Regions from separate parts of the Homo sapiens genome. Here region 1 is linked to region 2. A link is a loop called in an ENCODE intact Hi-C map of the cell type or tissue named here. Cell type or tissue: HepG2. All regions are shown on one strand. Links, peaks and the distances in the headings refer to the core of each region. The heading gives the core; the rest is flanking DNA.

Evidence for each region. A loop is a pair of places that touch in the nucleus more often than their neighbours do. Peaks named below come from ENCODE experiments on the same cell type or tissue, not always from the same donor. Only the 100,000 strongest peaks of a DNase experiment are listed, where the experiment ranks them.
Region 1: a loop joins it to region 2, with 4 times the contacts of the local background. A loop is called at or near these places in 9 of 110 quality-filtered maps.

The regions. Positions count from the first base shown.
Region 1 is chr14:30,654,150-30,658,550 of GRCh38, reverse strand. All of the region lies in intron 10 of SCFD1 (sec1 family domain containing 1), which reads right to left. Among named protein-coding and RNA genes, the nearest start is that of SCFD1, 34 kb to the right of the region's middle. In HepG2, for the core only: CTCF peaks have their summits at 820 and 2,170 (motif pointing left); DNase peaks (open chromatin) are centred at 798 and 2,170.
Region 2 is chr14:30,705,608-30,710,008 of GRCh38, reverse strand. It overlaps SCFD1 (sec1 family domain containing 1), which reads right to left. Exons shown (of 25, transcript NM_016106.4): 18 at 4,124-4,186; 19 at 1,944-2,019. Among named protein-coding and RNA genes, the nearest start is that of SCFD1, 85 kb to the right of the region's middle. In HepG2, for the core only: no CTCF peak of the experiment used is centred there; a DNase peak (open chromatin) is centred at 1,648.

The DNA of each region.
Region 1 (4,401 bases), core at 240-4,239, 52 kb after region 2:
CATGGTTGCACATGCCTGTAGTCCCAGCTACTCAGGAGGCTGAGGCAGGAGAATCGCTCGAACCTGGTAGGCAGAGGTTGCAGTGAGCCGAGATCGCACTCCTGCACTCCAGCCGGGGCGACGGGGCAAGACTCCATCTCAAAAAAATAAATAAATAAATAAAATAAAAAATAAAAAAAATGCTTCTCTTACAACCTTTTAAAAAATACATATTTATTTGGAAACCATTTTTTTTTTATTCTTGACTGGAAAAAAAGGTAAACTTTAATTAAAGTCCCTATGTCTATTAGTATAACTTCCGATTTAATGTTTCAAATAATAAGAGTCAGTAGCAGAGGGTGAAAGGTACAAAAAGAGAACCTAAGATTTGAAAAAATAAAGGCCAAGTAAAAAAACAGAGATAAAATAATGTCCATCCCTTTGACTGAAGTCCACAGCTCTGCAGCTGAACAATCAAATCCACCTCTCCTGCAACCAAGATATAATAAAAAAGAATCAGGGCTTCTAATTACTAATTTTGCTTCTTATATCCCAATAAAAGGAGATGGGCACTGCAAAGTTGCTTTTTCTTTTTTTTTTTAACCAGAAGTGTGTATTTCCCGTTTAAAATGAGAAAAATCATCTTTCTGACACAGAGGGAAGCTGTGTGAATTTTCATAGTTGTTTGTAAGTTCTAATATATAAACAATTATCAATGGTGCAGATTTTCAGGCAAAGACATTTAATATAAAAAGTAAACTGCAATTTTAAGTTAACATTTACTATTTACTTACTCCATCTTGTGGAGGCAAAGGGTATAATTATTAAGCGTTTTAAAAGCTCTGAAGACCTTCAAAAGTAGCAGGTTTAGCAATCAACAAAAATTTTTGTGATTATAATTTATGACATCTCAGTTATAGTTTGTTCATATCCAGAAACTGCATTAAGATTAATAAACAGAATTAAGTCATTTTAAGTTGCATAGTTAATTATAACCAACCTCTTCAAAGATTCCCAACTTTTTATGTGAAGATTAAACAAAAAAACTCTACCATCTACTTTCACCACCTTTTATTTTTAAAAGGATATTTTCACTTCAAATAGTAGGAAATAAAAATTGTATAAAGGCCAGTATAAAAACACATTTCATAGTCCTTTTTATTCTCATCTCATTCTGAAACAGTGAAAACCTCATCAAGGACCAGTATTATCCTTGTTTGGTTTTAGGGAATCTCTGCCCTAAGTTATATTTCCCAATTTCCTCTTCTGACAATGGAGACTGAGTCTACCCTTTTTATGTTGCAATTATTTGTACATGTGTCTTATCTCCTGTACTCAAAGCACCCTGTACTTTAATTTCCTCCATCCAGGGGAATGAAGAGGGAGCCCAGGGACTCTTAAAGTTCAAGAATTGGAAAGGATCCCTAGACATCTCGGTGTTTTAGATTGCCTTAACACCAACACCACTGGCAGGTGTGATGAGGCACCCGTGATCTGTATGCTATGCTCTTATTAAGACACTTGCCCCTTGCTCCTACCCAACAGTAAGGGCCCCACCAACCAAATATGATTTGAGACTACCAATACTATCTTATTATGCCCATTAATCCCTGTACAACTCTTTAACCTCCAATCCCACTGAGACCCCATCTCCTATTCTTACCCTACTCTAGAAATCCTGTCATCACTTCTGGAACCCATACTCAGTCATCAGCAAAATCTCCTATTCTGAACATCCTCTCTAAACTTTCCCTGTTCTTTCTTGCTCTAATTGAACTCCAACTGGCTAACCCCTGGAGCCTTCTCAAATGGGAACCTGATTTTTTTTTTTCTTTAACCTCTCACAGCTCATACCACTGGATCTGAGACTGGAATTAGGTGTCTTCCTTGCTACTCCCAGACTCTTTACTTGCCCTCTTTCCTAAAACTAGCTTTGAAACTCATGTTGTCAGCCTGTAACCATGGTTCTCAATTGGGCAATTTTGCCCCTTTCTGCCACCCGGGGTATAATTGGCGTGTGTAAGACGTTTTGATTGTCACAACTGAGGGAGTTCCACTGGCACCTAGAGAGTCAAGGCCAGGAATGATGCTAAACATCCTACAATGCACAGGACAGCTCCCCCTGCCCCCCAACAAAGAATGATCAGGTCCAAAACGTCAATAATGCCAAGGTTGAGAAATCCTGGTCCACAGTGCTCACTAATGCCACCTGCAGGACGCTCTTATCTCCTGCATCATTAACTTCGCTGTTTGGATCATTCCCATTAGTATACAAACATGTTGTAATTTCCGTCATTTAAAAATATTTTCTGTCCGGGTGCAGTGGCTCATGCTTGTAATCTCAGCACTTTGGGAGGCTGAGGACCAGACTTTTTTCCTGAACTCCAGACTCATGTAACTACCTACTCAACATTTACATTTTGATATCTTAATGGGCACCTCATTTTTTTTTTTTTGAGACAGGGTCTTTACTCTGTTACCCAGGCTGGAGGACAGTGATGTGATCACAGTTCACTGTAGTAGCCACAACCTGTTGGGGATCAACTGATCCTCCCACCTAAGCCTCCTGAGTAGGTGTGCCACCACAAGTCACTAATTTTTATTTTTTGTAAAGATGGTGCTTCCTTATGTTGCCAGGCTGGTCTTGAACTCCTGGGCCCACGTGATCCTCCTGCCTTGGCCTCCCCAAGTGCTGAGATTACAGGTATGAGCCACCATGCCTGGCCGGCATCTCACATTTAACATACCCAAAACTAAACATCTGATCTTCCCTGGGGAAACTGCCTTTTCCATCCCACTAAACAACAACGTCTTGCCATTTGCAAAGGCTAAAACCTTGGAGTCATCTTTGAGTTCTCTCTCTCTCTACATCTAACTCCCACATCTAACTTATCAGCAAATCCTATACTCTACAGTCAGTATAAAAAACACAGCCCTTACCATTTCTGTCCTGCTATAAGCTGCTATCATCTCAGCTAAGATAACTGCAACAGCCTCCTAACCGATCTTGCTCTTCCTGTGCCCCCAAGGAGTCCATTTTCAGTATAACAGCTAGAGTGACAGTCTTCAAATGTATATTAGAATCCCATGTGGTTCCCCATTTCCATCAAATTAAAGTCAATGGCCTTTACAATCACAATACAATCATATACTATAATCCCTAGAGTCCTGTATTATATTGCTTCCTGGGTCCTATTTATTTAACCTTTTCTCCTGCTTCTCTTCCCCTGCCTCTCTTCATTGTAGCCATCTGGCTGCCCTGCCATTTTCCAAACATATTAGTCATCCTTCTGCTTATGTTCTTTTCCCACATAGCTATATAATTCACTACCTTACCTCCTTTAGATCTTTACTCAAATGTCATTTTATCAGTGAGAACTTCCCTGTTTTAAAATTTCACTCCTGTTCACCATTATCTACTTTACTGTCTTTCAGGGTATCTTCCACCTTCTGAAATGCTGCAAGTTTTATTTTCTTTATTGCCTGTTTCCCCTACTAGAATGTAAGCTCTAGAAAGACAGGAAAGCTATTGTTTTTGTTACTATTGAAGCCAGGGTTTAGAAAGTGTGTTAAAGAGTAGGCACTCAAATATTGGTAGAACTGAATTCCTCCTCTCCCACCTCTTACTTGACCTCCTAAAGCCTGATTCCATGTTCTACTACTTAGGGTTTAATTTAAGAGTCCCTTTGATTCTTCTTGCCCTGTCTACTGAATTAAAGTTGACTGCTATTTCTTCGACACTCATCCTAGAGTCATGGCATAGAAGAATGGCCAATTTCCATCAGTAATTCTAAATCTGATTTATTTAAATAAACACTTTAGAGCCAATATCCAGGTTTTAAAGAAATAAACCAAATCATCTATTGCATGTCTTTCATTTCCTTTTTTTTTTTTTTTTGAGACTAGGTCTTGCTCTGTCACCCAGGCTGGAGTGCAGTGGCACAATCTTGGCCCACTGCAACCTCCGCCTCCTGGGTTCAAGCAATTCTCAAGCCTCAGCCACCCAAATAGTTAGGATTACAGGCGTGTGCCACCACGCTTGGCTAATTTTTGTATTTTCAATAGAGACAGGATTTCGCCACGTTGGCCAGGCTGGTCTTTAGCTCCTGGCCTCATGTGATCCGCCTGCCTTGGCCTCCCAAAGTGCTGGGATTATAGGCATGAGCCACTACACTCAGCTTTCATTCCCTGTTTATATGACATGTTGGGCAGTCTTTACTATCATGATATGATTATATAGTGTAATCCCTAGAGTCCTGAGCTAGGAGTTAGTAAACTACAGTGTTAGTTTTAACAAAGCCCATGATTTGAGTTCAAATTCTTTAACGTCTGTCTATCAAATAGAGACTATTCTGGCCTGATTACATAGTGTCTCATAGAGAAATTATTTGTGTACCTATTTTCTTTCCATTGTCTTTGAAG
Region 2 (4,401 bases), core at 74-4,073:
AGGTTAAAGTCTGTAATTTCTAAATATTATGAGTTATATGTTACAAGAAATACTTTGTTTAGGGAAATCTTACTATTGGGATTTACTTCTAACAGTGACATGTGAAGAAAAATATGTAATTCTCCTTAAAAATAAACTACATATGGTTATGTAATAGCCAGTCTATCTAGCAAAAGGCAGACATTACCGTAGAAGTTGGTGGTCCCCCTTTGTCTCATGAAACAAAATCATTTTGTCCACAGTTGACGATAAATAAGAACCGGGCGCAGGCTAAGCCGTAAAGTATAGCACATTTGTCTCTAATGTGCCCAAACTTCCTATTGTGCCTTTTCACATATAGTCTAAGAGGGTGAAGATAAGCTGATTCTCGACAGTACTACGAACGAGTAAGAAAAAGTAGCTTTAGTATTTGGTAGTAGCTCCTTACCAGGAGGTAGAATGAGAGAGATTGACAATAATTTCTAAAAGGGATAATGAGGCCAGGCACAGTGGCTCATACCTGTAATCCCAGCACTTGAGAGGCTGAGGTGGGAAGATCACTTGAGCCCAGGAGTTCAAGACCTGCCTGGGCGACATAGTGAAACCCCATCTCTACAAAATATACAAAGATTAGCCAGGTGTGGCGGTGCGTGCCTGTAGTCCCAGCTAGCATCACTGCACTCCAGCCTGGGCAAGAGAGCCTGACCTTGTCTCAGAAAAAAAGAAAAAGAAAAAAATAACTTATTAAACCACAAATAAAGATTAAGTATATAAAATACCACAAGCAAACATTATAAGAAAGAAAAGTGTGGAGGAAAGAAAAGATCTTGTTTTTTTCTGAATACAGGTAAATAAACAATATTCAGGTCTGAATAACTGATTCTTTTGATTTGGCCTTTAAAACCCTTCTCACTGCAAACTGAGTTTCTGTGTAAAATATTATCTCAGTTTTGCCTTAAAATATTCCAGTAAAAGTAAATAAAAAACACAAATGGGATAGATGAAACAAGAATGGATACTGACTTAATTGAAGGATTCAGGAGAGTTTGATAATGCATATTTGAAAATTTCCAAAATTAAAAGTAAAAAACAAATCTTTTGAAAAGATACCAAATTAATAATGACTGAAGCAGAATATCTATATATTAGAATAGAAAAATCACAGAAACAAAAAAGTCATTTAAAAGTGTCCTATATACAAAATGAAGGACTAAAAGAAAGAAAATGCGAAATCGAGGTACAATTTTATTATCCCCAAATATAAATTCTATTTAAAATATTTTGTTTAGTCCAATTTACATAGGACTTTAGATATGAAGTTCATTAGCTTATTAATATTCTCTGATTATATGTTAAAAGAAATGATATTCATTATGTAACAGTTCACTATTCTAAATAGGTTAGGTTCATTCTTTCAATTAACGTACTTTCAACAACCTGATGGTAAATACAAATCAAAATGTAAGTAAAGTCCAAATCCAAATGAACAATTTTTTTTTAAAAAAGTATAAAATTACAGAGCTCTGAGCTACACATGTAAAAAATACCCTCAGAGTCTTAAATACACTAATAAAGAACTCCTTGATTTCTAACTCAGGAACAGAAAACCAAATACCACATGGGAGCTCAACAATGAGAACACATGGACACAGGGAGAGGAACAACACACATCGGGGCCTGTAGGAGGCCGGGAGAGCAATAGGGAAGTGAGCTAATGGATGCTGGGCTTAATACCTAGGTGATGGGCTGATCTGTGCAGCAAACCACCAAGGCACACATTTACCTATGTAACAAACCAGCACACCCTGCACATGTACCCCAGAACTTAAAAAAAAAGGAACTCCTTGATTTTATGATTCCTATTTATTACTTGAATAAATCCAGGAGTTGCTTTACCTGAGCAGTTAGCCTGTCAACATTTATGTTTAAAAGTTACCAGTATGTTTTCTAACAAGTGTACTTACTTGCTGTTTCAAAACCAGGTTCTTCACTCCTTCCATCACAAACTGTGATCCTGTATTCATGACTCGTGATAAAAGACTAGGTAGGGGCAAAAGAGAAGGACCATTCTAAGTACAAAGTGCCTCTCCAATCTGTTATCGATAAAATATTTACCTGATTACACACCACATGCTGATGCTCGCTGTACCTACCACCTTTGTTTTCACTAAACAGAAGGGTCTTGAGAATTTCTGCTGCCATGGGTATCACAGCTGCAATTTTATTTAACAATAAAATAGTAATTAAAATACTCTGATTAGTCAATAATTATTAAAAAATACAAAAATAAAGAGCTGCCCTCAAAATAAACATCTTAATTTCCTAGTCTTAGCTATATTTTTTTTTTGCGAGTTATAATTTGAAGAGAATTCCTTGCCTTCCTGATTGTCTAATGCTAAAAAAAACCAATTTAAAGCTAGTAACTTGGACAATTTGCTTTAGGAGTTCAAACCATATGAACATATTGAAAATATATATGCAAGTATTACGAGTAAGTCAAACATTACTGTGTTCTCTTTTATCAGCAGCTGGATCCAATTCTACATTGTATATTTTCTCTCCTCTCTATACATAAAATCTATCATAAAAAAATGTGAAACAGAACAGACTTAGCGAATTTTGCCTCAACTCTGAGAATGTTGTCTACATTTTAAACAACAACAACAAAACACCAATAAGTGACTTGCCATACTGGGTTTATATCTGTGGTTCAAACAGTCTCTCACATGGAATTAAAAGATGTTTTGTGGGACAGATTAGTAATCCTGCATTAAAATCTCAGAAGGCTAGGGACAGCTTTCAGATCACCCAAGAGCTTCTTATAACATATTTATCAAAATCCCAATTGTAAAATCATAAGAACTCTAATAGGCTAATGTTCAATAAGATTTTTAAGGGATGAAACTGAAAAGTCTATTTTATTAAACACATGGAAGTAATTTTCCAAAAATATTTTCCTTTTCCTCATCTTGCCTTACTCCCCTCTGAAATGAAGAGATGGACAGGATGGAAATCTTTTCATTAACAGAAGCAAGAGAAAGTAATCCTTGTTGGAATGAATGGCCCTGGAGCGATTCCTGTCACCAGGCAACTCTGTGGGGGTGTGCTAACCTGCGCAGCACTGTCTGAAGGTGAGGCCAGCTGGATTCCTTTTGCCAAGTACTTATAAGGCTGAGTGCTTTTGTTTTTGGAAATTATTTCATTAAAACCAGTTACTCAGTGTGGGGCTAGGATAAACCTGTTCTCCTCTGGCTTCCTGCTTTTGTTTTAGCTCTAAAAAGTAAGCTAGGAATTGGAAACTGTATGGTACCAAAAAGAGTAGTCAGAATTACCTTGTTCAGTTTCTCTGAAAATCACACATACTCCACTGGGGTCTCTGGAGTAAGATGTCATACCTAGCCCTGAGGACTTCCTATCATTTAGCACTGCTTGAATCTATCCTGAAGCCAGGCCTAGCTTCAAGTCTATATTAGTTATCAACATTGGTACTAAAACAGTTTTAACCTTCAAATGTTTTCTGAAAATGAAAACTATGTTATAATAACAAACAAGCATATGAATAAAAACCATCGAGAAGACAATATTTGTTGTAGAAAATTTGGAAAATAAAGAAAAGTACCCCAAAGAAAAAAACTATACCCCTTGGAATTACCCACTATTAACATTTAGGTGTATATCATTTCAGCTATGCAATTAAATGTATGTATGTGTTTACTCATCCACACAGATACACACAGATGGATAAATGGATAAATAGGGATGATACTATAAAAAATGTTATCTAAGTTTCAGCTCATACCATGTAAAAGACATTAACTTACATTTTAAAGTGAGAATCTGAATGTGCCCAACACTAAAAAATGATAAATGTTTGAGGTGATATGCTAATTACTCTGATTGGATAATTACACATGGTATGTATTAGCACACTGTACCCCATAAATATGTACAATTATTAAATGTCAATGAAAAATAAGTTAAAAAATAGAAAAAAAAAACCAGGAGAACTTCAGCCATCTAAATGTCACCAAAGGCATGGTGACATTTTCCGCATTCAAAGTATCAGACATTGTGTTTTTAAGGCATGAAAGTCTAAGTAAGGTTTTGAGTACAAAGATGCAAAAGAATTATTAAAAATACTTACCCCATTGGTTTAGTGGTAGTGCTGCCATAGCTGGCCGGAGCTGAGGCCATCTTGGTAAAAGCCCTATGAAAGAAGGAAGTTGTACTTAAAAGCTAATTATTAGAACTAACTCTGGGTGTCACGGTATTAAAATATCTACTGACTAACTCTAACTTCTATGATGCAGACATTTTCTGAAAAGAGAATTTTTCAACGAATACAAGTACACTACAATTAGTACTAAAACACTGAATTATTATTATTATTTTTTGAGACAAGATCTCACTCTGTCACCCAGG